Linked DNA regions of Mus musculus: regions 1, 2 and 4 are each linked to region 3. The links are chromatin loops, found by intact Hi-C in ENCODE. Cell type or tissue: heart. All regions are shown on one strand. Each heading gives the region's core, and the rest is flanking DNA. Links, peaks and the distances in the headings are about the cores only.

Evidence for each region. Hi-C counts contacts between places; a loop is a spot of excess contacts. Peaks named below come from ENCODE experiments on the same cell type or tissue, not always from the same donor. Only the 100,000 strongest peaks of a DNase experiment are listed, where the experiment ranks them.
Region 1: it touches region 3 in a loop (5-fold over the local background); 13 of 42 quality-filtered maps call a loop at or near these places.
Region 2: a loop joins it to region 3, with 12 times the contacts of the local background. A loop is called at or near these places in 11 of 42 quality-filtered maps.
Region 4: it touches region 3 in a loop (5-fold over the local background); 34 of 42 quality-filtered maps call a loop at or near these places.

The regions. Positions count from the first base shown.
Region 1 is chr10:82,792,650-82,800,094 of GRCm38, forward strand. It overlaps a transcript of Hcfc2 not described here. Among named protein-coding and RNA genes, the nearest start is that of 1700028I16Rik, 16 kb to the right of the region's middle. In heart, for the core only: a CTCF peak has its summit at 2,912 (motif pointing right); DNase peaks (open chromatin) are centred at 2,572 and 2,902; H3K4me3 peaks cover 1,051 bases; H3K27ac peaks cover 1,225 bases.
Region 2 is chr10:82,661,978-82,669,994 of GRCm38, forward strand. Glt8d2 (glycosyltransferase 8 domain containing 2) reads right to left here. Exons shown (of 10, transcript NM_029102.3): 4 at 2,648-2,819; 5 at 189-306. Among named protein-coding and RNA genes, the nearest start is that of Glt8d2, 25 kb to the right of the region's middle. In heart, for the core only: a CTCF peak has its summit at 4,667 (motif pointing right); a DNase peak (open chromatin) is centred at 4,664; H3K4me3 peaks cover 698 bases; H3K27ac peaks cover 515 bases.
Region 3 is chr10:82,896,955-82,904,971 of GRCm38, forward strand. It overlaps Txnrd1 (thioredoxin reductase 1), which reads left to right. Exons shown (of 15, transcript NM_001042513.1): 15 at 1-770. Among named protein-coding and RNA genes, the nearest start is that of Gm33781, 34 kb to the right of the region's middle. In heart, for the core only: a CTCF peak has its summit at 4,708 (motif pointing left); DNase peaks (open chromatin) are centred at 2,127 and 4,717; H3K4me3 peaks cover 1,027 bases; H3K27ac peaks cover 271 bases.
Region 4 is chr10:82,805,332-82,813,348 of GRCm38, forward strand. It overlaps 1700028I16Rik (RIKEN cDNA 1700028I16 gene), which reads left to right and starts at 6,792. Exons shown (of 3, transcript NR_038042.1): 1 at 6,792-7,028. In heart, for the core only: no CTCF peak of the experiment used is centred there; a DNase peak (open chromatin) is centred at 2,090; H3K27ac peaks cover 508 bases; H3K27me3 peaks cover 676 bases.

The DNA of each region.
Region 1 (7,445 bases), core at 1-5,000, 110 kb before region 3:
GAGGGGCTGTGGGCTGTTGTGTTTAATAAAATCTTAATCATTTGATTTTACCAATGAAGAGTTGGGAGCCAGATGCTGATGTGAGAGCCTGCTAGGTCAGAGAGGCAGAGAGAGTACCCAGCTGACCTTCCTTCTCAGCCCCAGAAACAATGCCCTTCCCTTACTCCATCTCAAAAAACCTCCTTCACACTCAACCAATGCCCCTCCCTTCTGTGATCTGCGTCTCTCTATCCATCCTCCTGACTCCCTCTTACTCTCTATGGTTTTTTTTCTTAATAATCTTATGTTCACTTCCTGTCAACTGTTGCTTGCTCTGCCTCTTGACCCAGGGTTGACTTTATTTAATCCTGTTTATAATACTCAAGCAGAAAGCTTTTGGATTAAAGGTGTGTGCTAAGACGGAGCCACGCCACAACCAAAAGCAGTTCTTTTCCAGTAAATAACACAATTTCAGGGTTTACAATGTGATCAAATATCTAGCAACAGTGGGCAGTTAATCGCTTCTGGGGGAGGGAAGTCAGTTTTCTTTACAAGTGTGACCCTTGGTAAGGGTGTCATGCTTCAGTGGATGGCCCCATACCCTAAACTCAATGGGTTATTAAAAAGAGAGGCTATGAGGTTGGGGGGGCAGTAGACAGGTAAGAGTCAGTTTAGAAGGGGTTGGGGGGACAAGTGAGGGATGAATATGATCAAAATACATTATATAAAATTTGCAAATAATTAATTGCTATATTGAAAAATTATTTCCTCTACTGAAATGTAACTCTGATTGGGAGATGGAAAGAGTAAGAGCATAGTAATTTGACATTTAAAGGTGACATTTCAAGGGACATTTTCCCCATGTTTTATGTGGCAGATAGAGAAAGCAACTGAAATGATCATAGACAGAGGCACACAGGTCACAGCAAATCCTTAAAGAGAATACTACACGGCCATGAAAAAGAGTGGAGGCGATCTCTCTACCCTGCTGAAGGATGAATATAATGCATCGGTAGCTACAAAACAAAAGGGAACCTAAGAGTCTCATGTCTTAGAAGTAAGCCTGTCAGCCGGTGGCTGGACTTGGTTCCTGGAAAGTATGACCTTAGGTCAAGCAGCCATCAGTCAGCTAAGGTCCCCACAGCTGAGATCTGAGAACACATTCTCACGCTCACCCAAAGGTCTCGTCTCCTGATTTTACATATGTGTCACATACACATGATCTCACATAAGCCAAGAACTAGCAAGAGGAAATTAGATCACTGACTGGCTTAGAGAGAATCCAATCAGGACCTTACAGAAATTCCTATCCTGCCAGAAGTTTGTGGCTATCAAAGATAGTCTGGAAACGAAAAAGGGCTTGAGTTCTACTGAAAGAACCAAAGGAGTAGCCAAAGGAGCCTGCCCCAGTAAGGATGGAGTGCCTTTGAACCCATGTATTTCTATATAGTTTGGGTTAAGAGTGTACTATTGATACAACAATAATTATTCTTTCAGCTAGGTATGATATTCCACTCTATTATTTATAACCTGTGCTTATAGGCAGATCAACTCACAGCCTCAATGCTTTATTAAAAAGTGGAATGTGATTCTCAAGTAAAAAAAAAAAAAAACCAGAAATCACTAAAGAGATGTGTGTTACTCTTATTCTTGGGGGAACAGACTATCTCCTGGCTATGACGATTCTGGAATGTGTGGTTGGGCTTAGGGAGTAGTTAATACTATTTTTTTCAGGAACTGTTTTTGTTTTAAGGGACTGGAAAGCACAATTGTTTGTTTGTTTGTGTATTCACTTATTTATTTTTGAGACAAGGTCTCTCTATGTCTCCCTGGCTGTCCTAGAGCTGATTATATAGATGGGGCTGGCCAGAACTCACAGAGATCCACCTGCGTCTGTCCGCACACCTCTGTTGCTGAGTGCTGGATTTAGACATTCTGTTACTTTCTATCAGTTCATCAAAGAAAATGAGGACAATTTTTTTTTCTCAGCCAGATTATCGCTGTTAACTGCTCTCAACTACTTTGTTCTTTGGAAGGATTCGGAATTTGATTTTAAGACGTGATGCGTTTGGAAATTATCAGTTTAATTTTATTCATATGTAATCTCTTTTTTCCAAAGATTTATTTATTTTTATGTGCAGGAGTGTTTTTGCCTGCATGTATGTATGTGTACCACATGTGGCCAGAAGAGGACACTGGTTTCCTTACACCTGCAGTGGGAGTTACGGACAGTTATGGGTTGCCATGTCGGTGCTGGGAACTGGACCCAGACCCTGTGCAGGAGCATTGCTAAGCCATCATTCCAGCCCTTGACCTTTTTTCCCCTTTGAGACAATATCATGCTCAGCAGTCATCTTCGTTCAGAAATCACTACTTTCTCATCACTTCAAAAGCTCCACTAAGAGATGGCTAGTCACAGCACGGGAGAAAGGAGAGGCTAGACAGTGTCTCTTCCTCACGTACAAAGCGACAGGAAAGTCTCATTCAGAACTGGGTCTCATCTTGCATGCTCCGCCCACACTCCTGTTCCAGGAGGTTCTCTGCTTCTTGTCATCAAGCCCAGAATGCCTGCCTCTGCCTCAAGTGCTGTGATCACAAGCCTGCGTCATCATGTCCAGCACGTGTAGCACTGGGGACCCCACTCAGGGCTTCCAACAGGCTGGGTGAGCCCCCTGTCCACTGAGCTACACCCGCAGCCTTGTTTGGACATCTCAAGCTTCCATATGTTGTTTGTCTGTCGTAGACAGTACCATGGGGAGAGGAAGAATGCCAGTTTCCCCACTCCAGTTTCCAGCACAGCACTTAACCGGAGCCAAAGACAAAGCTGTGCGGAGAGCCAGCCGCAGGAAACTCCTGACGTTGCTTCCAGGCAGCAGGCTCGGTTCTGGGAACCAGTGTGCACTGCTTAACGCATGACTCAATCTGCCCAGAACCTGCCAGGGGAGGGCAGTAGCTCCTTGCTTCACATTCTTGTCTCTGTCTTCCCCCCCAGGAACTGTTTGCAGATCCCATGGATGCTACCTGAGCTCCGGAATGCCACCCCTTCTGCTACAGGGCTTCAGTCCCAAGTCCCACCCGGCCAAAGAACTGGGCTCCTTGCCAGCGTTCCTGCCCCATCCCATCCTACCTTCCTGCCAACTGTCAGAGATATCATCAATAAATTGTTTGAATTATTCAATTCTAGAGATTAAATACTCCCCTGCTCCCCAAACCCAGAGATAAAATCAAACTCAAAACAGTTTGACGGAAAGCCGACCGTGTTTTGTAATCTGCCCCACCCCCACCCCTCCCAGGTTCCTCCTGGCTTCTTTCTCATCACTCGCCCAGGCATGGTTCTGGTGTTGAGGCATCTGCATGCCTCTCCTCCTTCATCTGGCTATTTCCCTTCTTCAGACTCGACTAGAAATTGTGCTCAGGGGCTGGGGGTGTAGCTCGGGGAGTGGAATGATCCAACTGGGCTGGGGTTCAGTTTCTGGCGCTATGTAACATGGAGAGGGGTGTATGTGAGCTTGTGTGTAATTGCGGTACTTGAGAGGTGGAGGCAAATGGACCTATTCAGGGTCATCTTTAGCTATATACACAGTCGAGACAGACTTGGCTATGTGAGCCCCTTACTTTAAAAACAGGAGGAGGAGGAGGAGGAGGAGGAGGAGGAAAAAAGAAGGAAAAGAAGAGTGAGAAAGAACGGGGTAGGGTGGGAGAAAGCATCTACTTCTGGTTGTTCAAATTTCTATTAAAATCCTTGACAAAGGAACTAATGCAATGACTTGCTGGTTATGAGTACCGACATCCAGGGGACCCAGGTTTGGCTCCCAGCACCCACATAGTAGCTTACACCCACGGACCAGACACCAACATCCTGATCTGGCTTCTTCGAGCACATGTGCCGCACAGGCACACACAGGCAAAGCAATCATGTTTGAAAATAAAAATTTAAAGAATAAAAAACTGCTTGATGGCCTGCTCTGTTTCGGAGAGAGGAAATAAAGTCGAAATAAAAACAAAGCAGGGAAAGAGAAAAGCAGCAGCCACCTGGAGGAAATGGTTACGTAGTATCTGGTCCTACAGCTGCCTGCAATTATCCTCCCTTACAAAAAGGGGAAAATGCCGGAGTCTCTGCTCTTTATCTGAGCCGGTAAACACGCCTGACTGCAAGAAAGGAATTTCTCGTTTCTGTCCTCTTTAAGGCTACCCCAACAATGACAGGATAGTTAGAACTAGGCTGAAATGCCTATCGGTACCAGAAGAGCCCCTGTGCAATGGCTGAGTTGGTCTTTTCTGACGAGCCCATGGCTAAAAGATTTTTCTGGTCCCCCACTTCTTTTTTGGTAACTGAGCTGTTCCCCTAACAATGCTGTGGTCACAGAGAAGAAGGAAGGAGGAAACAAGTGTGTCTTGCAAGCGATGCTCTGTTCCTGACTTCTCATTTCTTTCTGCTTTCTTTGTTCTACCCAGTACATTTAGTTTCCCTGAGGGGACATTGGTTGCTTTTGGATGTCCAATGTTCTTTCCCTTATGTGTGGACTGGCCTCAGAATCAGAATGGGTTTGACTAGTTCTACATACCGATGGAGCCCAACTTGCCCTCAGCAACGGACTCTGCCCTTGATGACTCCACACACCACCCACCCACACACACACCACTTTCAAATGTTATGCATATAGGTGTTTTCCCGGCCTATATGTATGTCCAACATGTGCGTGCCTAGTGTCAGAGTGGGCAGGGAGGCAAATGATGCCCTGGGACTGGAGTTTACAAACCACTGTGAGGTTGGCTCACAGTGGGTGATGGGAATTGAACCTGAGTCTTCTGAAAGAACAGCCAGTGCTCTTAAGCAGTGAGCTTTCTCTGCAGTCCCAACCCTGTGCCCTGGAAATTAAAAGGAAAGATTCAGGATCAGACAATATATATATATATAGTTATATATATATAGTTATATATATATATATATAGTTATATATATATAGTTATATATATATATATAGTTATATATAGTTATATATATATAGTTATGTGTGTGTGTATAGAATATCTTGGGTCATTTTGAAGCCTGCAAGGGTTCACCCCAAAACTCTTCCAATTTATTCTCCAGGTAGTTCCTGCCCAATCCCCTTCAATGACTTCCCACTCCCTCTGGATAAAATCTGTCTTCGAGGGTATATCATTCCAAGGCTTTGAGATCTGCCCCTCTCTCCCTTTCAGAACTCAATTTCTTAGAAGCACAGTCCTTTCTTTCTATCAAGGCTTCTAGTGCTTTCTGGTCTTTGTCTGATCACATGACCGTTATTATTTCCATGGCTCTGCCCTTGTCTCCACCAGATCAAGGACTTGCTTTTTCTTTCTTTCTTTTTTTTTTTTTTTCAAGACAGGGTTTCTCTGTGTCGCCCTGGCTATCCTGGAACTCACTTTGTAGACCAAGCTGGCCTCCAAATCAGAAATTAGCCTGCCTCTGCCTCCCAAGTGCCAGGATTAAAGGTGTGCACCACCACCGCCCAGTGACTTGCTTTTCCTAATTCCTTTCTGTGTCCTGGTTGAGAGACGCAGGGTGAGTGCCTTGCCCAGCCTCTCCTGGGGCTAGCTGTGTACTTCCTTCTGAAAGCTGGGGCATTGATAGAGATGTAGCCCAGGCCTTAACCACATTCCTTAAAGTTTACTATAAACGCTACACCTGTACTCTGATTGTAGACACACCTTGGTGGCCTATCCCTGTGTGTGTGCCCATTGCAAGGATGCAGACATTCAATAATGGCTTCTAACGGCTTGACCAGTCACCTGGTCTTTGCTGCTTTTCTTTGGTACTCCCCACTGGTCCATCTAGGCACAAGTCTAGGCAAGACAATAATTGTGGGACTTTGCCTGCTATCACTGTGGGGCCAACTCCAGCTACAGCTTCTGCTGAACGGAACCTCCTGATAAGTTAATGGCCTGACTGAATTGCTCTCTGGCAAAATTGATTCAGATGAATGGCATGCAGGTGGGAGGTGACACGGAGACCATGCTCGTGGAGAGGTGACACGGAGACATGCTCGTGGCATGTCCTCTAGGGGTCCTCTAGGGAGGCATGTTCTCTAGGGAGGTGATTCAGATGAATGGCATGCAGGTGGGAGGTGACACGGAGACATGCTCGTGGCATGTCCTCTAGGGGTCCCCGCTGCATCTTTTTAACCTGGAATCTCCCTGAGATGATCTCCATAGTAACTTCCCCCACCTCTTCTGTCCCTCGAGGCACACCAGATAGATCTGTGTTATTTCTAAGTGAAATGTCTTCAATCCTTCAATCCCCCGTGACCTCATACACCTGTTGAATGGGATCTCTGGGTTCAGGTGTGATTTCTCAGCTGTCATTTTGACCTGAGGAAAAAAGATGAGGAAATCTTACCTCCTTAGATTGGCATAGGCATAAACAAAGTGACAAGTGAACAGGTGTGTGTTAGTAAATGGGATGGTTTGTATATGCTCGGCCCAGGGAGTTGCACTATTAGGCGGTGTGGCCTTGTTAGGGTGGGTATGGGCTTTTAAGACCCTCATCCTGGCTGCCTGGAAGCCAGTATTCCACTAACACCTTTCAGATGAAGATGTAGAACTCTCAGCTCCTCCTTCACCATGCCTGCCTGGATGCTGCCATGCTCCCATCTTGATGATAATGGACTGAACCGAACTTGCAAGCCAGCCATGATTAAATGTTGTCCTTATAAGAGTTGCCTTGGTCGTGGTGTCTGTTCACAGCAGTAAGACCCTAAGACACCATCTATCTATCCAATCTATCTCGATATCTATCGTGTGTGTGTGTGTGTGTGTGTGTGTGTGTACATGCATGTGTGCACCTTCTGGCCTTGATGAGTGTGTGAAGGTCAGAGGACAGTTTTCAAGGGTTACTTCTCTCCCTCCATCATGTGGGTCCTGGGGATTGAATTCAGGTTGTCAGGTTTGGCAGCAAGTGCCTTTACCCACTGAGCCATCTCACCAGCCCTTGTTTGTTTTTTTGAGACAGGGTCTTGTGTTGGCATATTTGTTTTATTATTGTATTGGGCTCTTATACCTTATTCTACCCTAATTTCTTCCCACCCCTGACACTAGGTAGGAGAGAAAGAAGGTTAGAGGAGAAAGGGGGCGTAGACCTCTGTAGGCTATTTCCTGATGATGAGGATCAATGGGTTCCTTGGGGAAAGTCCAATCTTCTACATCAGGATATCCAGCAGTCCAACAATCCAGCAATAGCAAATGGAACAGCAGTGGGAAGGGGGGGGGCACAGCTGGGAAAAACCATGCCTCCCTAGAGCACGAGACAGTCATAGTCAACATCTGTGGACAAACTGAAGCAGCCCCATATTCCACACCGGAGATTAAAACAAAAGCATTCATATACTGGATTTTTAACAAAACCAAAACTCTCACTACAGTCTTATTATATAGTTCAAGCTGTTCTAGAACTCACAGCAATTCTCCTGCCTCACTGTCCTACATGT
Region 2 (8,017 bases), core at 1,542-6,541, 240 kb before region 3:
CTTATATAAACCCTAGCTTTCCTGGAGCAGGTGGCTGCTGAGTTAAAAATAAGCAGAGCTTCATGGAGATCTAGCACACTTGGGACTGAAATATCCTATGTGCACATCAGATGGCTAGAGCTCTACAGGGAATGTGGATGCAGGACTGTCCCTACTGTCCCCACTGTGTGCATGACTTGTATACTCACGGGCTGGAGCAGCTCAGGCCTCGATGAGTCTGGTCTAATCTTCCCCTTGAGGACTGTAGGATTGAACTCCACAATTTTGAAGTTTATTTCTCTCAGTTTAGAATGTTCGATCCATTTTCTAAAGAGATAACAGAAAACTTCAGGTACACGTTTCGAATCTTTCCTGAATTTAATCTGCATATCCTTCCCGGGGCTCGTCTGCTCCGGGAAAGTTACAGTTAAGTATATGTAGGCATCGTTTCCACGTTATAAAGCCTTCTGATTGCTTCGCCATCTGGCCTCACTTCCAATATCTCCTCCTCCCCACCCTCAATCTCATAACTCATTCTGCAAAGGAAATGAACAAGGTAGTAATAACTGAGTTGAGTCCTACATCCAAAAATCCACAGGAAACTAGAACAACAAGATGGGGTCCTTTCTCGGCAAGTAGCAGCTGCACTCACCAGACCAACTGCCACATGCTACTGCTGAGACACTGTGGCGGGTGTGTGTGTGTGTGTTTGTGTGCCCAGCCTCTGACAGTCTTCCGTTCCCTCCCCCTCTGTCTCTCACCCCTCCTCCTCCCCCCTTCAGCCTGTCTTTCTTCCTCCACCACCCTCTCCCCTTCAGCACTCAGTCTCACAGGGTGTCTATCTTTCATCTGATTCATTATGACATTCCTGGTAGAAATCGTCTCCAAAGTTGGCGGGCCACTCAAGCCACAGATGGCAACATTTGCAGCTGATTGCAAATTGGCAGGAAAGGGCTAGGGGTAGGTAGCTTGGTGGCAGAGCTCTTACTATTGCTTGGGGGAATGTGGTAGTTGCCACAGAAGTATGTTTGCTTGTGGCTATCTACAGAGATGGACTGTGGGTTCATACCTTCTGCTTTTATATTTTGGCTCAATGAGAACAGGTTTCAAAATATTTAAACACTGGGGGAGGAGAAACCAGCTAGAACTAAAGACACCCACTTTGTTGACTGTATTGCTATGAATTGTGTGATCTATTCTCTTTTGACTGGGTCGATTGATTAGTTGGCTGGTTGATTACTTGGCTGGTGTCTTAGTTAGGGTTTTACTGTTGTGAACAGACACCATGACCAAGGCAAGTCTTATAAAAAACATTTAACTGGGGCTGGCTTACAGGTTCAGAGGTTCAGTCCATTATCATCAAGGTGCATGGCAGCATCCAGGCAGGCATGGCACAGGCAGAGCTGAGAGTTCTACATCTCCACCCAAAGGCTGCTAGTGGAAGACTGACTTCCAGGCAACTAGGGTGAGGATCTTATGCCCACACCCACAGTAACACACGTACTCCAACCAGGTCACACCTATTCCAACAAGGCCACACCTACAAATGAGGCCACTCCCTGGTCCAAGAATATACAAACCATGACAGCTGGTTAGTTAGTTGGCTGGTTAGTTAGTTGGCCAGTTAGTTGGTTGGTTATTTGACTAGTTTGTTTATTTGGGATAAGGTCTCACCACGAAGCCTAGTCTGCTCTCTAATTTGCAACCTTTCTTCCCCAGCTTGTTCAGGAGTACAGGTGCTGGCTCTTGGTGGTGCTATTTTTACAGAGCTGTGGATGGAATCCTGGGCCTTAGTGTCCATTCATATTTTATATTCATTTTCCTACGAGGCTTACGTTTTTTTAAAATGTTTGCAACAGTTCTTCATTATAAGCCATTCTTCTTACTAATCTATTTTAGAGCTAATTCCATTCGCTGTTCTTCATTATCCAGAAGTTCTTGTGTTACACTGGCAAGTCCATCAGCTTTTTTTTTCCCCTCCTAATTCCTGGGCTCAGGGAGGTACTGTCCAGACCAAGATCACACAGCTATCCTGTATTTCTAAAACACATTTAAATTTTGATTTTTCAGTTGTTTTCCTTTTACTCTAACTCCTATTCATTTTTTAGTATGACATGTTATAGAAAAAACCAGCTCCAAATTATAATATGATCTACAGATTTTAATTACTGTAAGTTTGTAGTTCAAATATCACAGGTCACGCTTGGTTCAATGGGAGAGCATGTGCTTAATCTCTGTGGAAGCGTGGATTAAGTCTCTAGCACCTCTCCCCAAAATACAGTTAGTGAGGATGCTTAAGAAATAATAACAATCCATTAAGAAAATAGAGGGGGTGCTAGAAAGATGGCTCAGTGGTTAAGAGCACTGACTGCTCTTCCAGGGGTTCTGAGTTCAATTCCCAGCAAACACATAGTGGTTCATATCAATCTATAATAGGATCTAATGCTCTCTCATCTGGTGTGTTAGAAAGCAGCTACAGTGTATTCATAAAATAATTTTTAAAAGAAAGAAAATAGAGGAAGAAGAGGAGGAGGAGGAACAAGAACAAAAAGAAGAGGAGGAAGGAAGAAGAGAAAAGGAAGAGGAGGAAGAGGAAGAGGGATGGCTATCTAAAGAAAAAAAGATTAGAAGAAAATAGAACCTTCAAAAAACATATTATAGAAACTACCGTATTCGAGGCAGAGTGCTCCGTAGCCCCACTACGTAGAACACAAGGTTAGCATCGGTGTTGCTGTAAATGCTGTTGATGGCTGCCATGGCTGCACCCATTCTCCCTGCTGCTGCACAGATCACCACTGGAATCTCTTCTTCCATGTCCTCGGGGGACTCGGAATCAACGTCTGGAATGATTGAAATCGATGACTCAGAGCACAAGGAACTTCCCGGGAGAGCAGTTTCTAACTCCTAGTCCACAGTGCAGGGGAAGACTGTTGCCCTCACATGCAGTCTCTCCTCCTTCCTTATGCCAACCACTAAAACTTCTTTCCCCAAGATTCCCTTGCTGCAAAATGTGATCAAGTTGGACAAATGGGATGTTCTTCTAAGTTATTCGTGCACCTACAGAATCTGCAGGTCAGACTAATGCTAAATGCCTGCCTCCTTCCGCTGGAATGCTGACGAGATACTAAGAGGCAGAGAGCCTTCTTAGAGTGATGATACCAAGAACATCAGAACCGTAGTGTGCGCGTGATATTGATCTGAAGGGCTGTGGGATCCTCGGATCAGGTTCTTATGGGAAGACAGGGTGAACGTCTGCGTCCCTATTATTTCAGGACTCTTGTTCAGAAGCCAGTCCACAGCATCACACACATACAGGGCAAACACACAAGAAAGGGCAGAGCCTCACAGGCCCAGCAGCTCTTAACTCCCCAAGTCAGAACTTGTCTGCTGTACTGCTATGGTTTTTCTGTTGCTCTCCATTCCTTAGTCAAGTTGCCCAAATGTTAACAGCAAGAGAAGGAACTAACGAAAGGGCGTGACCAGTGCTTACATCAAATAACTGACCATCCTTTAGCATCAGAACAGACAAAACCACTGTCACTACCAAGTGATATTTCAGCACCAGAATGCAACCTACATTGTGAAGAATAGTAACCAGGCTATGGATACCTGATTTTTATTATGTTTGACCTCTTTTTGCAGACAGTTTTATAATACTTCTCTCACTTAAGTCCAAGGTAGCTATAGCTGATATGTTTATGTTCAATAAACACTTACTGAAACACATTACTAGGTATATTTTGTAAATGGCCTCTCTATTTCTTTTTGGGTTTTTTTTTCTATCTACTTCTGTTTCTCCTACTAGAAATTGTTTTTCATGATCTAGTTCCTTACTTGAGAGAATCTCATAATATACTTTGAAGGGGAATAATATAAAATTCTTAGCTGGGTGTGCTGGGTACATGTGGAGGCAGAAGTAAGTAGACCTCTGGAGTTTGAGGCCAGCTTGGGCTGAATAAATGAGTTCCAGGCCAGCCAGGGCTGCATAGTGAGGCCCTGCAGAATACATACATACATACATACATACAAACATACATACATGCTTTCTGGTATTTGAGTCCAATATGACACATACATAGCCACAAGTTTATCTGTGTCTATTTGTGAAAATATAAAGGCTAGAGAGATGGCTCAGCGGTTAGGAACACTGACTGCTCTCCCAGAGGTTCTGAGTTCAGTTCCCAGCAACCACATGGTGGCTCACTACCATCTGTAATGGAGTCTGATGCCCTCTTCTGGTATGTCCGAAGACAGAGACAGTGTACTCATATAAATAAACCTTTAAAAAAGAAGAAGAAAGAAAAAAAGAAAGAAAGAAAGGAAGGAAGGAAAGTATAAGTGATTTTAATTTTGTTTGCGTTTCTTTTTTTTTTTTTCAAATTCACTAAGTGACCACGAATTATTTTTTTATAAAGAAAATAGTGTTTTGGGCACAGCATCTCATGCAGCCCAGGCCAGCCTTGAGTTTCTGATCGTCTTGCTCCCACTTTTCAAGTTGTGAGTTCACTGCACGCCCTTTTAAAAAGCAAAACAAAACCCAACTTGTTTACGGATTGTTCCTCTAGAGGCAAGCTGTCACCATGCGGCCACGTGAGTTGATCTAACTGACATACAGGCTTGGCTGTGCGGATCACCCACAGTGAGTGGTGGTATTCAGCAATACCAAACTCCTCGTGATTTCCTCAACACCAGGTGGCGCACGCTCTCTTATCTGCCTTTACACATGCTGCTCCTGCTGTCTGGAATCACTCTCTGCTCTTCGTGGTTAACTCTCACGTATCCATCCATCCCAGCTGCGTACTGACATCCACCGCGCAGGAAGTTTGCGACAACTTCCCAACACGTACAGGGTTCTGGGTGCCTGCTGTGGCTGGGTTCGTTAGCTACACTGTTCATTTGTCCATTCCTATTGGGGAGCACCACGAGGGCAAAGGCGGCAGAGTACTTGTCTCTATCCACTGCTTCTGTCCTAAGGACTGGCACCAGAATAGATGCCTTCGTCAGTTATCCCTGTTTCTGCAACTGCAGAGCCTATTTTTGTGCCTGGTTTTCCATCAGACTGTGAGCTTGTTGAGTCACTCCGCTGAGCCTGGCTCCCTGGAAGTACGTGGTGAAAATCTCCTGTGAAGAGCTGAGCTGCGGCATGGAGTGGCCCTAGAGTCCAGAGCCCTCCTGGATGTTTGTAGAGACAGGGAGATAAGAGAGTGGAAAGGCATGGGTAAAGCTTGGAACAGAAATCTGTCAGTCTCTGACTCCTGAGTGCTAGGATTAAAAGTTCGCACCTCTATGTCTGGCTAAATGAATGATATTTAAATAATAAAAACAAATAAAGATTTTTGTGGGAAACTTCCAGCCAAAACAGAAAAGGATCTAGGAAAGCTTAACTATTTTTGCTTAACTATTTTGTGTGTGTGAACATGAGAGTTTATGTATTCCTACATGCATGCACAGGCCAGAGCGGAGTGTCCAGTGTTTTCCTCTACATCTCTCCAAGTTACTGTTTTGGGGCAGGGTCTCTCACTGAACTGAAGGCTTGCCATTTTGGCGAGACTTGTTGGGCAGAGAGCTCTTGAGCGCCACCTGTCTCTGCCCCTTCAACACTTGGGTTACAGGTACCCATAGCCACATTTGGCTTTTTGTACGGCTGCTGGGGAGGCGAACTTGGGTTCTCGTGCTTGCAGAGTGTGGTGTCTTGAACGAGAATGGCCCCATAGGCTTGTATATTTGAGTGTTTGGTTTCCAGTTGGCAAGCTGTTTAGGAAGGATTAGATGGTGTAGCCTTACTGGAGGAGGCGTGTCGCTGGGGCTAGGTTTTGAGGATTGGAACGCCCATGCGCACCACAGCTCCACCAGGCACAGTCTCTCTCTGCCTCCATTAGGAGACTAAAATGTAAGCACTCGGCTCCAGCTCCAGTACCAAGCTGCCTGCCGTGTGAGCCCACCATGATGATCATGAACTAAGCCTCTGAAACGGTAAACAAACCCTCAGTTGAATGATTCTTCTCCAAAGGTACTCTGCTTATGATGTCTCCTTACAGCAATAGAACGGTAACTAAGACACGGAGCGAGCACTCTTACCCACTGAGCCTTCTCTCTAGCCCCCAGGTATACAGGATTTTAAAACCAAAATTCAATCGTACTTTTCAGTAACTTGTTTCTCCATTTAGCATATATAGGAATCTCTCCTTGTCAACTCTGTATTTTTTTTTAAAGAATTATTTATTTTATGTATATAAATACATTGTAGCTGCATTCAGACATAACAGAAGAGGGCATCTGATATCACTTTACAGATGGTTGTGAGCCACCATGTGGTTGCTGGGAACTGAACTCAGGACTTCTGGAAGAGCAGTCAGTGCTCTTAACCACTGAGCCATCTCTCCAGCCCCAGACACTTTTTTAAAAAAAAGATTCATTTACTTTATGTATGTGAGCACACTGTTCCTCTCTTCAGACACACCAGAAGAGGGCATCAGATCCCATTATAGATGGTTGTGAGCCACCATGTGGTTGCTGGGAGTTTAACTCAGGACCTCTGGAAGAGCAGTGAGTGCTCTTAACCACTGAGCCATCTCTCCAGCTCCCTCCAGACACACATGTTTTAAATTATTTTAAATGATGTATGTATAATTTAATGTGTAACCAGATAAAACACTGCCTTTGTAAGAACAGAGACAATTTTACTCACTAGTGTTTCTAGGTCCTAGGTATTGGCTTTAATGATTTACTTATTTTTATTTTATGTGCAATGGTGTTTTGCCCACATGTATGTCTATGTGAGGATGTTGGATCCCCTGGAACTGAATTTACAGACAATTGTGAGCTGCCTTCTGGTTGCTGGGAATTGAGCCGAGGTCCTCTGGAAAAGCAGCCAGTGTTCTTAACCACTGAGCCGCCTCTCTAGCCAGGCATTTGGCTTTAAAAACAGAAATGTGAACCAGACTTTTGTGGCACAAACTTATAAGCCTAATTAGTGCTTGAGAGATGGAGGCAGAAGGATCAAGAGTTCAGGGCCATGATCAGAGAAATAGCAAGTCCAAGGCCAGCCTGGAATGTGTAAAATATTCTTTCAAAAAATTAAATTTAATTTAAAAATTAAGGAAAATATTATTAATTTTAATTATTTTATTATTAGTTTTAAAAAGTTAAAGAAAAGCTGTGACGAAAACATCCAACACACTAAAATATTAACTACTTTGCTGGTGGCAGAACATCTATAGGTAATATTTTTCTATAGTTTCCATAATTAGAAGGTATCTCTTGGACTAATATGAAAATTAATTTAAAAGGTAAACAACATGCTAACAGTTTTTCATTTTTGTAGGGTTGATTTTCGTGTGTAAATTGGGTTAGTAAGGGTACTCTCTCACTGAATTCACACAGGATGAGGCCATAGGGTCAGCTAAAGGTCGTGTGTGTGTGTGTGTGTGTGTGTGTCTGCCTGAGTGTCTGCTTGTGTGTGTATCTGTGTCTGCATGTCTACATGTGTGTCTGTCTGTCTGTCTGTGTGAGTGTGTGCACACAGGGATGCAGGTGCCGGGAGATGCCAGGAAGCCATCAGCTCCCTTGCAGAGGGAGCTATAGGTGGTCTGCTGATGTAAGCTTATTGGAAGTGTGAGAACGCTGTGAGCCGCTTGCTGTGAGCTTGCCCTAGGTGCTGGGAACCAGTCTGTCTTCTGCAAGAGCAACCACTCTCTTCACCACTGAGCCTTTCCCCAGCCCTCTGAAGAGGAGTTTTTATGTTGAGCTGTTGGGAGCCATTTTTGTTCTAATAGACTGGATCAGTAAGAGGAGGGAAAGGGCAGTTCTCATCAGCAAAATGTGGAGAGGCTCAGCAGTCCCTCAGGACGGGGCCCCAAACCAAGAGTCTGGACATGAACTCGGGGTGGATGAGAAACGCTGATCCCCAGGCTCATACCGTCTGTGATGCCCCCCGGATAGTATCGACTGATGAGGTTTTGCCCTGTTCATTTAAGACAGGGTCTCACTTTGTAACTCAGATAGGCTCATAACTCACCATGTAGCACAAGCTAACCTC
Region 3 (8,017 bases), core at 1,708-6,707:
AGGTAATTACTTTCATAAGGAAGCTGTTCATAACGTAAGTTATTATTATTATTGAACACAGGTGGATGTGAAGGATTTTTCATTGAAAAACCAAATGGTTTTTCTTTTTTTCTGTTCAGTGAGCCCACAGGAACTCTGTCAGGACAGCCAGTACTCTGCCGGCATGGCTGCTGGGGCGTTTACGGTGTAGTTTAGCTCCTAGGTTACATGACCGTGAACATGCTGGCTGAGGACTACACAAACCAGGTTTCCCACCATACACGGCCTGGCCCTGCAGCTTCTTTTCTTGCCCTCCCCTTTGCCTGTCCCCACCTGCAGTACTGAGTGGCGTTTCACAGTACCCTTCTGGGCCACCTCAGGGAAGGGATTTGCCTGGTGTCCAGCCAGCAGCACCCACCCTGCCCCACGAGGCTCCCTCACACCTGCCCCCCCGTCCTTGTGTTGAAGACAGTGGGAAGAGGAGAAAGGACCAGGGAAACCAAGGGAGTTGACTGTTCAGTTTTATTTATTTATTTTTTAAGTTTTTTTTTCCTTTCAAGTCTGCCAGTCTCTGAGATCAGAACAACAGACAGTGTAGGGTAACTAATCATGTGATTCTCTTAGTGGAATGAAATGTTCTACCCCCACAAGAAGGAGTATACGTCATTGTTCATATTCTGTAATCGCACAATGTATTGTAATGCAAATTCCAATTCCATGTATTTTTATTACAATTTTTCTGGAAAAAAATGTGAACCAATAAAAGATGTTGATGCACACGCGTGCCTTCTGACTGAGTGGTGCTCTGGGCTTCTTTGACACCGCACAGGGCTGAGTCAGGCTTTGTATTGAAGGCTGAAGTCTTGTCGTCTCATACCTCTGGCGCCATGCGATTGCCCGGGCAGCATCAGCTGAGGGTATCCGTACAGGCTGGCGGTTCTTCAGTTCTGACTGGTCCTTCAACCCTGGTCTTCCGGGAAGCAAAGCCATCCACACCGTGAAGTCACCTTCTGGGTGTCCCAGCAACGTGTGCATGGAGAGCTGGTGCGTCTCGCTCCAGGTGGCCGTGAGGGTGTGCGGTCTTCCTGTCCACCCACCTAATATTTCCCCAGACCCTGGAAATGTAATCTCTGTGATTTCAGCCGCGCCTACCACAGTGTTGACGTCACAGACTCTTTGCTTGCGTGTACGAGCCGAGCCGCAGTAGCACCAGTCATTAAGCAGAAGCCCCACCCTGTCTTCCCAAAATGCATTTGCTTTTTACCCTGAGCAGCTGCAGGCTACCATCAGTAACAGCCCCGCCAGTGCTCCTAAAGCCAGGCACAGGGCTGGACACACACAGCTGGCTTATCCTCACAGTGCCCTGACAGCCCCCTGACAGGAGGTGGGAGTCACTTTTTTCAGGATTTTAGCCAGTTTTTCAGGATTTTAGCCAGTTTTTGGATACCAGGTTGGAGGCCAGAATCGAGCCTTTGGCACCAAAACTCAGCCTCAGTTCCCTTGTTACACCTTGACAGGCAGGTGTAACTTTAATTTTTTTTAATCTTTATTTGTTTATTTATTTATTTATTTATTTATTTATTTTTTCAAGACAAGGTTTCTCTGTGTAGCCATGGCTGTCCTGGAACCCACTTTGTAGGCAAGGCAGGCCTCGAACTCAGAAATCCGTCTGCCTCTGCCTCCCGAGTGCTGGGATTAAAGGCGTGAGCCACCACCGCCCGGCTCTTCATCTTTATTTTTAATGATGGTTCTTAAACATTATAACCTCCCTTTTAGCCTATCACCCACTAGAGGTAGTGGGAAAGAAAGGATAGGGGCGAAGTGGACCTGTTTAGAAAGGTTCTGTGTTGTCTGGAAGTCAGCAGGCAGCGACAGCTCATCCACTCGGAAACACTTCCCAGACAACACCAGCAGTCCAGACAAATCAGTATCAAAGTCAGGAGAGCAAACACAAATCAGCATTGGTGGTACGACCTAGCAGAAACAGCCAGGCCTCAGCCTTAGCACAAGTTAGCAGGAGGGACCAGGAAGGACCCCAGAAGACTCTGAGATCCACTAGCCCTCTCTGTAAGCAAGCCTAGCTCCGCCTCCTAGCTCCTCCTGTCCTCGGAGTCCTATTTATACTCCCTCCTCCTGTCCACGGAGTCCTATTTATACTCCCTCCAAACAAACATCACATGCCCTCCTCGGATCTTACTTCAGCATTCGTGTCTGTCTCAGCTGATATCCCTCTGCCAATCAGCCTGATTCCTCGGAAGCAGCAAAAAAACTGCAGCACACCACCAGAACTTTTTTGGTGTGTTCCTCTCTATAGGCTCCTGACAAATGCAGCTCAACTATGCCATGTAAGGCAGACCAACACATGTGCGTCATTAGCAAAGAACCCTTCATCATTTGTCTTTTCACGTGCTTTAGCAGAACATCCTCTCCTGTGTCTGCGTCAGCTAAATGTTGTCTGCCTTAGCCATTCACACCTGTGTCCACTTCATGTGTTTGCCCCAGCAAAACACCATCCAACCGACTTTCCAGAGAACCCTTCCGTTTCCACTTCATCTTTGAGTGGCAGTGCTGTGAAGGGGGTGGGGGGAGCAGCCTGGAGGACAGGAGCACTGATACACATACAGGGAGTGCTCACTATTGCCTGGGCTGAGGGTCACACTTCCGCCTCACCCCAATCCCTGCCCTGGGTGTCTTAGTTTGGGTTTCATTGCTGTGAAGAGACACCATGACCAATTCAATTCTTATAAAGGAAAACATTGAATTGGGGCTGGCTTCTGGTTTCAGAAGTTCAATCCCTTATCATGGGGAGCATGGCAGTGTTCTGGCAAGCATGGTGCTGGAGGAGCTCAGGGTTCTGCATCTTGATCCAAAGGCAGCAGAAGGAGACTGACTGGTTGTAGCTTGCACATACATAGGAAATCTCAAAACCTGCCCGCACAGTGACACACTTCCGCCAAACAAGGCCACGCCCACTTCAGCAAGGCCACACCTCCGAATAGTGCCACTCCCCATGAGCCTATTGGGGGTCATTTTCATTCAAACCACCACACTGGGGAATTGCTGGTTAGTGTTTCTTGTCAAGTGGACACAAACTAGAGTCACGTGGGGAGCGAGAGGACCACTGAGGAACTGCCCTGTTCAGACTGGTCTGTGGGTTTGTCAGTGGGGCAGTGCCCAGACAAATGATTGATGTCGGATGGCCCGGCCCACTGTGGGAGGTGCCATCCCTGGGCTGGCAGCTCTTGTGTAAGGAAGTCAGTAAACAGCGTTCCTTATGGCGCAGGTTCTCAACCTTCCTAAGGCTGCAACCCTGTAACATAGTTAGTTCCTCATGTTATGGTGACCTCCAACCACAGAGAGCCATCGCTCTACAGTCTCTGCTTCAGTTCCTGTCTGTAGGTCCCTGTGCTGACGTCACTCGGTAACCGATTGTTACCTGCGAGTGTAAGTTGAAGTAAGCCTTTCCTCCCCGTTAGTTTTAGTCAGCATTTTATCACAGCAACAAAAGAGCAAACTAGGGCAGTAAGTGACAGGCAGCCAGCTAGCTTTGGGCACATTGTGTTTCCACCTCATTCCTGACCTAGACCACCTGGGGCTGAACCCCAGCTCTGCCTCCCGGTGGACAGCCACTGATGGAGACTCTGCTTAGTGTCACTGTTCCCTCAGGTCCCTCATCTGTAAAATGTGAGCTCATACTTTGCAAGCTGGCAGACAGATCCACCTTTTGTTCAGTAATGAGCCGGAAGCTGAAAGACTGAAGTGTTGTACCAGGGCCCCACTCTTACCCTCTCCACCCGGCTTTTCAAAGGTGCTTGAATTCGCCAATGCTCCCTGCCAACCAACTCTCATGGAGGAATTTTACACTTTCTTGGGACTGAGAAAGCACGCTGTGACATACCGTAGATTGTAATGCTCCCTCCCCTTGTTTCCATGGCAACTGCCCCTTTCCGACTTTCCCTGCATCTCTTGCTGATTTATATTGCCTGTATCAATTCTTCCAACATCCCTTCAGACTATTCTGATCAAATTGCATAACAACCCAATACGTGTTACTGTGTGCCTACTCCTTTGATCTTCAGAGGGTCCGGTAGGAGTGGGGGCTCAGCAGGGTCTGCCAGTGAGGAGAGAAAGTGGGTATCAGGGGGTTCTCAGTCACCCATGAGCATTGTTTTGTTTTTTGTTTTTCGAGACAGGGTTTCTCTGTGTAGTCCTGGCTGTCCTGGAACTCACTTTGTAGACCAGGCTGGCCTCAAAATCAGAAATCTGCCTGCCTTCGCCTCCCGAGTGCTGGGATTAAAGGTGTGCGCCACTACGCCAGGCTATCCATGAGCATTGTTAATGTTGCTAAGATAGCGGCAGCTGGGTCATCCCAACCACTAAGTACCACGAACAAAAGCCCAGCATTTGCCAAAATGCTTATTTAAAAAAAAAATGCTTCTGAAGGTGAAGGCACAAACCTGAGTAAAGAAGCACAATGACCCGCTCTTTCACTGCCTACACCGAAGGCTCTCAGCCTGGAGCCAGTTGGATCTGGTTCCCAGACAGCTGAAGATAGGGTGCTGAAAGATGGCAGTTCAGAAATACAAACGTGCTGGAGAGTGAAGACTTCCGAGTAGGCCTGAGGGGCTATGGAGAGAAGCACTGCGCAAGAGAACCTGGAGGCGCTCCATCACACGCTGGAGCTCCACAGGCACAGGGGACCCCTGCGCCTGAGATGGTCTGCCCCCTGCTGTCTGCCCTAGGAACAGCAGGCTAGCTCCTACCAGACTACCAGCGAGTTTTATAAGGACAGACATTTGAATGAACAGGGACCCAGAGCCACTAATCCATGGTCAGATGACTTGCTAGAACTGAGCCCTCATCTTGTCACCCCCAGACATCTCTCAAAGGTCCCACCAAGGTATGGGCAAGATGGCTCAGCTGGTAACTGCACCCACCGCCAAGCCTGCTGACCGCGGGAGGGAAGTAAAGATCTAACACCTTGAAGCCATTCTCTGAACTCCTTCACACACTTACCTCCCTCTGCACAAACACACAATAACTAATTAATTATTAAAAATGCCAATGTCGGGCTGGTAAGATGGCTCAGCGGGTAAGAGCACCCGACTTCTCTTCTGAAGGTCCTGAGTTCAAGTCCCAGCAACCACATGGTGGCTCACAACCATCCTTAAGGAGATCTGACTGGTGTGTCTGAAGACAGCTACAGTGTACTTACATATAATAAATAAATATTTTTTTAAAAAAAACCCTCACCCAATGTTTTTTAAAAAAATGCCAATGTCCCACAATTCCACTTTGTTTCTTTTTTCTTTTTTATTATTTTTAAATTAATCTTTGCATTTGTTTGCATTTCAAATGATATCCCACTTCCCCATTACCCCTCCTCAACCCCCCCTCCCACATCTGCCCTTTCCTCCCTCCCCTTTGTCTCTATGAGGGTGCTCCCCCACCTGCCCACCCATCCACTCCTGCCCCACCACTCCAGCCTCCCCCTACGCTGGGGCACCAAGCCTCCACAGGACCAAGGGCCTCTCCTCCAACTGATGCCAGATAAGGCCATCCTCTGCTACATATGTATCTGGAGCCATGGATCCCTCTCTACACTCCTTGGTTGGTGGTCTAGTCCCTGGGAGCACTGGGTGGTCTGGCCAGTTAATGTTGTTTTTCCTGTGGGGTCGCAAAATCCCCCTGTGTTCCCGCTTTGTTACTTTTACCCCACTAACATATACATGTATGTGTACACATAAACACATATTTATATAGTGATATATGTGTGCACACACACACACACACACACACACCCCGCATGCAAGTAGTTCTTTGTGAATTCTGGTCCACACAAGCCATGGTGCATGTGTGCTATAGCACACATGTGAAGGTCAGAGGACAACTTTGGGTTCTACCTTGTTTGACAGCAGGGTTTCCTGTGATCTGCCATTGTGAACACCAAGATAACTGGCCCTTGAGCTTCCCGATACTCTCCTGCCTCAGCCACACATCTTGCCATAGGCGTTCTGGAATTACAGGTATGTACTGCTATGCATGCTTAGCTTTGAAGTGGGCTCTAAGAACACATATCTTCATGCTTGCATGATAAGCCTTTCACTACTGAGCCATTTCCCCAGCTTGGGGACGAAATTCTATCTGCGCTTCAGAGGTAGCCGTGTCCACCTGTGACAGTACATCCAGAGATGGCCGCTCCATGGTCGCGGCTTCTGGATCCACACAGATGCATGGATAACGTCGTGCATGCGCCATTCCAGCTTTTGCTCTCTTGAAGGAGCTCCTTTAGTACTTTCTAAACAGTTGGTCGGTTGTTGACTGTTTTCCAGAGTCTGTTGGGCCAGCCGTGAAAGGCTCCATTACATAGGGGGCTTCTGGAACTTTCCGTCTCCCCACCTCTGAGTGGAAAGCAATTCTGACCTGGCAGTTATTTTTGGCAAACACCAGCTGCCCTCAGAAGAAGCCCTCAGTGCAGAATGAGGCCAGTTGCTGGAGTCTGTGGGTGAAGCTATAAACTGCGGACCCCAGGCAGCTCCGGCAAGGTCTGTTTCCTTCTCTCTTCCTTCCCACTTCCTCTCTTCCAAGCTTCCACTAACAGCCAGGGGTTGTGTGCTTCCCTGGGTCTGTGGGGACTGTGGGGCACAGGTCTGTGTGGTTGCCTCTCTAACACGCTGTTCTGTCTCCGCAGACCTGAGCTGCTGGCCTCTCCTGAGCACCCTGCTGTGGCTGACACACACAACCTTTCCCCGTTCCCACACTGCCTCTTCCAGGAGGCCTGTGTCCTGCACGAGAGATTGGCTTTCTGTGGGAGCTGTGGGTATCCAATCTGAGGTTTGTTGGTTGCCTGTGGGTTTGTCCCTTCATTTACCATACAAAATAAATCTCATGGGAGGTCCAAGCAAGGCTAGTTGGGTACTTGCCCACTTAGGTTATGAAGGAGCAGGGTGCCCAGGCCACTGTGGCAGACAAGCCATTTCAGGCCACCAATAAAAACACCACTGAAGCTCTTGTTGACCAACCTTCTGTCCAACCCCTGGGTCTTCCGTGCTGGCTTTGGTGGTGCAGAAGATTCTGGGTGTTGGTTCTCTATGTTGCCCTGGTCCATTCTGGCACGGCAGGGAAAGCTGTGATATTCTTGTCTTCAGCACCCGGCAGGGACAGGCTCAGCATCCCGCAGGCTTCATCCTTTGTTATCTCAGTAGCTCTGGCTCATATGTGCTCCTTACCCAGGGGAACACGGAGCCCTACAAAGAACAAGCCACTGCCTGGGATCACCTAGCCTGTCAAAGGTCAAGTCAAGACTCAGACACAGATCCAGTTTCCCTCTGGAGTAGGTGACTTTGTCCTTTTCCTGTGCCCACCTTCTCTGTTCCCTTAAGCCATTGTCCCTTGCAGGGAGCTGACACTTTCTAGGGTCTACTCCCCCATAAATCTGAATGGTGACTGTTCAGGAAACAGCAGTCTGGGTCTCTCTCTCTCTCTCTCTCTCTCTCTCTCTCTCTCTGTTGTATGGGTGAATTCTGTGTGTGTGTGTGTGATGTGTGTGTTATATGTGGGTGTGTTATGTGTATGTTGTGTGTTATGTGTATGTAGGTGTGTTATGAGTGTGTGTGTGTTGTGTGGGTAGGTGCTGGGTGTATGTGCTGCATGTGTTTGTGTGTTTGTGTGTGTTCCAGGCTACTGAGCACCTGAAGGAGAGAAAATGAGCCTGTGAATCCCACTGGGTCTGCAGACAAAGGGGCTGTCTTGTTAGCTCTCTAAAGAGGATGGTGATGGGGGCTGGAGAGATGGTTCATGGGTTATGAGCACCGGCTGCTCTTCCAAATGGACCTGGGTTCAGTTCCCAGCCCCCACATGGCAGCTCACAACTGTCTGCAATCCAGCTCCAAGTGATTTGATGCCCTCACACAGACATACATGCAGGCAAAACACCAACACACATAAAATAAAAATAAATTATTAACAAAACCAAAAGGATGGTGATCAGGATGAGCTAGACACCGGCTCTGAGTCCAGCACGCTCTGGTTCCCGCCT
Region 4 (8,017 bases), core at 1,415-6,414, 92 kb before region 3:
GGGGCAGGTGAGACACAGGCCTGCCTTAGCAAGTTTGGCGATCTTACCTGAGGTTGCCCAGCATCCAGCCTTTCTTAGCCAACTTCTGCCCTGTGAGGGAGCCCTTGGAGCCTTTCTGTGGGAATATCCACAGCACTACTCAAATGCCATGAGAAAAGGAGATCAGAATATTCTGGATGCACTTGACCCAGCAAGCCCAGTGCTGAAAGAGAAGCAGGAGAAAAGCAAGTGGTGTGGCAGGAAGGGAGTGAGCAAGACAGAGTCATGGAGGAAGGCAGCGTTGAGAGGTTGCCTGGACAGTCAGCACTCGGGACCTCCCAACACAGGTTCATGCTAGAGACTGGCAGCTGTCTTAGTCCTGTGTGTGCTAACAGATAGCCTGATAATGGAACCTTTAAGAAGAACGGGGAAGTATGAGGTCAAGGGGCAGCTTCTGGTGCGAGTCCTCTTACTGCATCAACCCATGGCAGAAGGTGGAGATGAGAGATCACACCAGAGAGATGAAGTGGGGAGGGACAAACTCATCCTTTTATCAGGGCTGCAGAACTGTGATCTCTCTCTCTCTCTCTCTCTCTCTCTCTCTCTCTCACACACACACACACACACACACACACACACACACACACACGCACACTTTAATTTTTTCAAACCTTATTTGTAGTTCGTAAACACTTTAACCTCCCTTGTAGCCCACCACCCACCAGAGGTAGTGGAAAGAAAAGGATACAGGCGGTGGGAGGCAGGGGGAAGGGGACCTGTTTCGAAAGGTTCTTTGGAGCAACTTTCCGTCTCTGTTGTCTGGAAATCGGCAGTTCAGTTCACAGGTTAGCAGGCAGCAGCAGCTTGGTCCCCTCGCAAACACTTCACAGATACACCAGCAGTCCAGTTCAGTAGAGTTGGGTTAGCAGTAGCAGTGACTTGACCTAGCAGAGACAGCCAGGCCTTAGTCTCGGCTTGAGACAGCGGGGGAGACCAGGAGGAACACCAGGTGGGGAAGAGTGGTTCTGGGGAGGAGGTGCGGGCTTTAGTATTTTCAATCCTCCTTTTAATATGGGTTCTTAAACGCTTTAACCTCCCTTCTAGCCCACCACCCACCAGAGGCAGTGGAAAAGAAAGGTTATTAGGATACGGGGGAAGTGGACCTGTTTAGAAATGGTTCTTTGGAACAAATCCCATCTGCGTTGTCAGGAAATCAGCAGTTCAGTTCACAGGTCAGCAGTGGCAGCTCGATCCGCTCACAAACAGTTCACAGATACACCAGCAGTCCAGTCCAGTAGTGTCGGGATAGCGGCAGCTGTGGCACGACCTAGCAGCAACAGCCAGGTTTCAGAGAAATCAGCAGGAGGAACCAGGATCACCAGGAACGCCAGAAAAGGTTCATTGCTGTGCCTCTCTCAATGAAGCAAAGGTCAGATAAGATGCAAATCCAAGAAGTGTTGCAAAGCCAGCTCTACAAGCAAGCAATGCAAGGACCCCTCCCCTTCCCCATCCCCCGTCACTGTCCGCTGAGTCCTATTTACAGTCCCTCAAAACATTACATGTCCTCCACGGGTCTGCCTCAGCACACGAGTCTGTCTTAGCAAAACTCCAAGTGTGTCCGTATCAGCTGACATCACTCTGCCAATGGGCCGGAGCCCGAGGATGCAGGACAATGCAGAACTGTGCCACCAAAGCACCACCAGAAGCCTCTCGGTCTGCATCTCTGTGCAGTCATGATAAACAGAGCTAGACATCGCATGTAAGGCGAACCAATACATGCACCTCACTAGTGAAGAATCCGTCTTCACGTGTCCTTTCACACGTTTGCTTTAGCTAAACATCCTTTCACCTGTGTCTGCTTCAGGAAAACACTTGTTCACATGTTTGCTCCAGCAAAACATGACTTTTCAGAGAACCCTTGAGTTTCCATTTCAAGGAGACAATGCTTTTGGACAGCTGGGGTTTCCGGTATTTACTAGACACTGAAGTAGGCATGCAAGTCTACAGTTGGACGCCCTGGCCTGCTCCACAGACAAGGTCAGGGCAGGTGATAAACATTTGGCAGTCATTGCTGGAGGGGTGACATTTAAAGCTTGGAGGCCTGGTGACTCAAGGACCACGCCTCAGCGAGTTTCAATATCAAGTGCCAAGGAGGCCTGCAATAGTCGAAAAGGAGGCTGAAAGGCATGATGGGAAAAAAAGCCAGGAGAGCTGGCCCCCTGGGACCCATCCTCCCCAGGAAGAGAAGATAGCAAGTCTGTCACTGAGAATTATGTTGGCGTGCAACCACAATGTCCCGTCTTTTGATGCTCTTTAAACAAGTCATTTATAATTAAATTAAATTAATGTCAAAACAAATGTTCCAGGGAGTAATGTGTCTCACTCATGCCTAGGGGTTAGAGCAGTGGTCCTCACCCTTCCTAATGCTGCAACCCTTTTACAGTTCCTCATGTTGTGCTGACCCCCAACCATAACATTATTTCATTGGTACTTCATAACTATAATTCGACTACTGCTATTAAATTGTAATATAAATATATGATACGCAACCCCTGTGAAAGGGTCACTGTTATAAAATACAATGTGGTGAGGAGGTACCTGGTGTCCTCCTGAGAAGTCACGCCATGCAACAGATCTGGTATAAAGGGGGGTTAGCTGGGGGAAGGGAGGGAGGGCGGGAGCCCCCCCCCTGGGAAGGAGTAGAGGCAGGCAGATGTGAGTAGAGCCTTGAGGGCAGAGAAGAAGGGTGGGGGACAGAGACAGACAGAAATGCAGGAGGAGACCGAGGGGCTGGGAACATTTGGGAAGAGAAAGAGGAGGGAAGGAGGGACGGAAGGAGGGAGGAAAGGAGGGAGGGAGGGAGGGAGGGAGGGAGGGGGAGAGAGAGAGAGAGAGAGAGAGAGAGAGAGAGAGAGAACTGCGGTGGTGAGCAGTCCTTTTCTATGCTCAGGCACCCGGTAGCAGCCAGTAATGATATAATCCTGTTGCTAGGGCCCTGGGAGGAGCCTAGCGGAATCAGGAAATAACCAACTGGCTGATAGTCATTCAGCCACCAAGGGGTAGTGACCTGCAGGTTGAGAATCACCGGGTTAGAGGATGCTAAGGTCATTGTGATATTGGTTCAGATGGGAAGCCTGGAGGTCAAGGGATCTGGATTTAAGTAGGATCCTGGCTGAGTAAACACAGACCACCCGAATTCTCTTCAGAAAAACAGAGATAACGGTGCCAGGGGGCAGCCAGAGATGCCTCATTGTAAGTAACTAAGGAAGTGTTGGCTTACAAGCACAACAGACTGGGGGTGTGTGGTGGGGGAAATGACACAGTGTGTCCATGTTTTTAGTTAAATGTATGCTTTAAACAGAAAAAAAAAGGTCAAGATACAACTGGAATTGTGATTATTGTAATCTTAGCATAAACTGCACTTTTATGTTTTTATTTTATTTTATTTTTTTATTTTTCGAGACAGGGTTTCTCTGTATAGCCCTGGCTGTCATGGAACTCACTTTGTAGACCAGGCTGGCCTCGAACTCAGAAATCTACCTGCCTCTGCCTCCCGAGTGCTGGGATTAAAGGTGTGCACCGCCACTGTCCGGCTAAACTGCACTTTAAAAAAAGGTACCTCTAGCTGGCCATGGCGGTGACCGGTGGCAATCAAGAGATCTGGATTTTAAGACCAGCCTGGGCTTCACAGGATCTTGTCTCAAAACACTGAAGATGAAAAAGAGTCTGGGGATGTCGCTGCATTTATAGAGAACCTGCCAACCATGCAAGGTTGGATTGCCCAGCTCCAGGAGGATCTGAAGGTCAAGGCCTGGCTACACAGAGAATTCTAGTTCTGAGGTCCTTGAAGAGTTATTTCTCTACCAGTGACATGAGCCAATTCAAGCCAGATTATAACATATTAAAGCAGGTTTATTAGGAAGCTGCTCTGGGGCGGGCGAATTCACTGGCCCTAAGGGAAGAAGCCAGGGAAGTCGCCATGGAGAGGGAAAGACGGTGAGAGGGAAGAGAAAGAAAGAGAAAAAGGAAGGAAGGGAGGGGGGAGGGAGGAAGGAAGGAAGAGGAGGAAGAGGAATGAGGAGGAGGAGAGGGCCCTAAATGTCTGGGTTATTTAGGTAAGAGCCTCTGGAGGAAGGGCAGCCCAGCCCCAGGGCAGGAAAGTTCAAGGTTGGGGGCAAAGTAGGGACTAAGGGATGCTGGGAGAACGTGGAGGACAAGTCTGCTTTGATATGTAAAATATGACCTCAGTCCTTTGTTGGGGGGAGGGGGTCCCGGAAACCAAACAGTCCAGTCTTTAAAAAGAAGAAAACAAAACAAAGCAAAACAAAACCCCTAAAGCAACCGTCTTGGTATAGCATGGAACAAAAGAGACCCAGCCTGGATCCTGAGGGGCAGAGCTCTGCCTTTGAAAGTTCAGTGACTATTTCAACAGTTGCCAAGGACCTGCAGGAGGCTCTGATTACTGTAAGTAAAACGAAGGACAGACAGAATATTACACAGGCCCAGAACTGCAGTTCTGTGCTTGAGCAGGCCTGTGACCATCTAAGGTTAAAAATTCACTTGCAATCTTCACTAGTGGGGACACAGAGGGGGTCTGCAGTCTGACCCCCACGTGGCACTATGTCAGGACAGCCTTAAGTTCCAAACACAAACATGTTTAGTGCAATCCTATTTACAATCTTTTTTTAGAAGAGAAACAGTTTGGCAGGAAAGATGGTGCATGCCTATAATCTGGACACTCAGAAGGCTGAAGCAGGAGGATTGCAAGGTTGGGTCCAGTTGGCTACACAGTGAAAGCCTGTCTCAGAACACCAGAAACCAAGAGGCTGGGGAGATGGCTGTGGAAAGGTTCTGCACAGGCCTGGCCATCTGAGTGGATTGGGATGTAGCAGTGAGAGTCTGAAAGGCTGGCACACCCAATGTGAGATGGGAGGCAGAGACTGCAGAATCTCGGGAGCATTGGATGCCGTTATCCTGGTATGTGCAGCAGAAAACAAGAGAGACCCTGCCCCAAATCAAGGAGGATCATGAGGGAGGTGTCTGCAAGCACATGGGAACATGCATGCGAGTGCGGGTGCGTGCGTGCACGCACAGGCACACACACACAAGCAGAGAGAAAGAGAGAGAGAGACAGAGAATCAAAACCAAAAATTAAGTTTCAACATTTTACACAGTGAAATAGGCACCTGCAGTCCAGCAGCATTATCGTGTGGGCCATTCTATTACTGTTACTAAAACCCAGCATTTCCTTCAATACCTAATTACTATAATCTCCCCGGCACTGTGGCAGGCATTTGGACAACATCAAAGACAAAAGCACAAAGGTGATATTTTGGTGAAGTTTATAGTCCCAGATCAAGGCGTGGGCATAGGAGTCAGAGGTCAGAGGGGAGACTAGAATGTTCTTAGTGGTCAACGCAAAAACACGACTGTCATCTCAAAGGGCACGAGACACTATGACTGACTATGACCAGAGACCGCAGCTAGCCTGGAATAACGTGGTCCAGTGCAAAAGCTGCTATGTGAATTTTTGTAGTCTCATGGTTATGATTAGATAATCATAAATCAAGACCTTACTAGATACGTAGGTGGGTTTCAGCAATGCAAGGAAAACTCTTACAGGTTCGAGATGCTATCTGCCCATGTGTTCAGGCACACATGTGTAACCCCACACACACATACATACACACACAGGGGAAGGAAGAATAAAATCAAGAGTAAACATAGCAGTGCATGCCTATCTGTATATATATATATGTATACATATATATATATATGTGTGTGTGTGTGTGTGTGTGTGTGTGTGTGTGTGTGTATGTCATATAGCACACACGGGGCAAAAAACAGAGGCTCCTTAATTTAAGGTCAGCCTGGGCACTACATAAACTCTGTCTCAATAAATAAAACCTTAAAAAAAAAGGCAGCTTATTTTTCAAAAGCAGCATGGCAGGATGGCAAATTACCCCACTACCCATTGCCAGATAAGGCTGTGGGAGCAGAGTGGTCCCAAGTTCTTTAGAACCAAACTAAAGAACTAAAGCAAAACTCGGTTACCAAACAGTTTAGCAAGTTTCCAGGTGAGCCCTGGTTAGACACAAGACCCTACCTCAAAAACCACAAACATATTAGTAAAAAGCATCCAGAGGCACGGCTCAGTATAAAGGTGCTTGCCATCAAACCTCAGGAGATGAGTTTTAGTTTGATCCCCAGGACCCACATGATGGAAGGAGAAAACTGATCCCTGAGTTTTCTGTTTTGTTTTTACAAGACAGGGTTTCTCTCTGTAGACCAGGCTGGCTTGAATTTACAGAGACCCACCTGCCTCTGCCTCCCTCTAGTACTGGGATTAAAGGCCTGGATGTGCCACTACCGGCTGGCTTGAGTTGTCCTCTGACCTCCATATGACCTCGACATTAACCATGACACCTGTGGGCTACCTACACATTTTTAAAAAGTCAAAGAAAACAAACAAGTGTATGAGATCCACGGAAAAGCAAGCTGCTCCCAACCCCCATCCTCTCCCACACCCATCCCCATCCTCGCCCACTCCCATCCTCATCCTCACCCCCCCCACCCCCACCCCACCCTCACTCCCATCTCCATCCCAATACTCTCCTCCTCTCCCTCTTCAGGCTAGCTCTGTTGGCGCGGCCCATCGCTTATCTCTTCCCTGGCCGGCAGGGGGCGCGCGCCCTCCGCTCGCCATCCTCCTCCTCCTCCCGCGCGCGTGGACCGCCCCCCACCCCCCTCGCGTGCCGGGCTGCTCGAGAGCAAGGAGGAGGGGGACCGGAGGCGCGGAGGGCAGGAGCGGCGAGGGTGTGTCAGGTACGGCCGAGCAGCGCCTGTCCACGCTGCCCCGGCAGCGCGCTCCTCCTTGCTCTCGAGCAGCCCGGCACTGCCCTCCCGGAGCTTCCGAGGAGTCGGCTGCTGGGCCGGAGCGGAGAGGGGCACAGGTCGCCAACGGGCCGCCCTGCCTCAGCCGCAGGTTCTCAAGGGCGTTGGTGGCTCCACAAGCTCGCCCGCCCGACCTCTCGCCGCCCCAGACCCGTGTAAGCATCTCCCGCGATGGTTTCAAGTAACCCCCATTTTACAGGTGAAGAAACCGACGCTCCAAGAAGTTAGGAAACTTGCTCACTCAGAAATCTGCCTGCCTCTGCCTCCCGAGTGCTGGGATTAAAGGCGTGCGCCACCACGCCTGGCTGTTTTTTGGGGGTTTAAAAAGATACTTTATAAACAGGTAGAAATATAAGCCAAGTTACTCCCCAAGTTACCCAGGCCAGAGTGGCAGAGCTGGGACCCAAGCCGATGCCATTGGGCTGTAGGTCTCTGGCTGTGATCATTGGTTACACGGCCTCCCCCACATCCTTTATAGGTCCCAAAGGGAAATAAAACACTGAACCCTGGCTTCTGCCGAGATGGTGAGATAGGGGCTCGCCCCACGTGGGATGCATAGCTGATGAGGGAAGGTTGGTAGGGTGTCTGGCGCAGGGTCCTTCCCTGCATTCCAGGTCAGGGAGCCCCAGGGAAGGACAGGAAGGCAGAGGACCTAGAAGAGCGCTTATGATGGGGAAGGGGAGGTCTTCGGAGGGATAGGACAGTACCCGCGTGAAGGGTGGATAGCTCCTGTGGCCATCGCTTCAGTTTCTTCTCACTTATCACGAGGGAGTTGGAGATGTGTTCTAAATCGATTTCTGTGAGGCACCTACTCTTACTAGGTGGTTTTTTTTTTTTGTTTGTTTGTTTGCTTTTTGTTGTTTTTTAAGATTTATTTATTTTATGTATATGAGTACACTGTAGCTGTCTTCAGATACACCAGAAGAGGGCATCAGATCCCATTACAGATGGTTGTAAACCACTATGTAGTTACTGGGAATTGAACACAGAACCTCTGGAAAAGCAGTCAGTGCTCTTAACCACCGAGCCATCTCTCTAGCCCTCTTAACTAGTTTTTGTTTGTTTTTTTGGGGGGGGTATTTATTTATTTTGGTTTTTCGAGACAGGGTTTCTCTGTGTAGCTGTGGCTGTCCTGGAACTCACT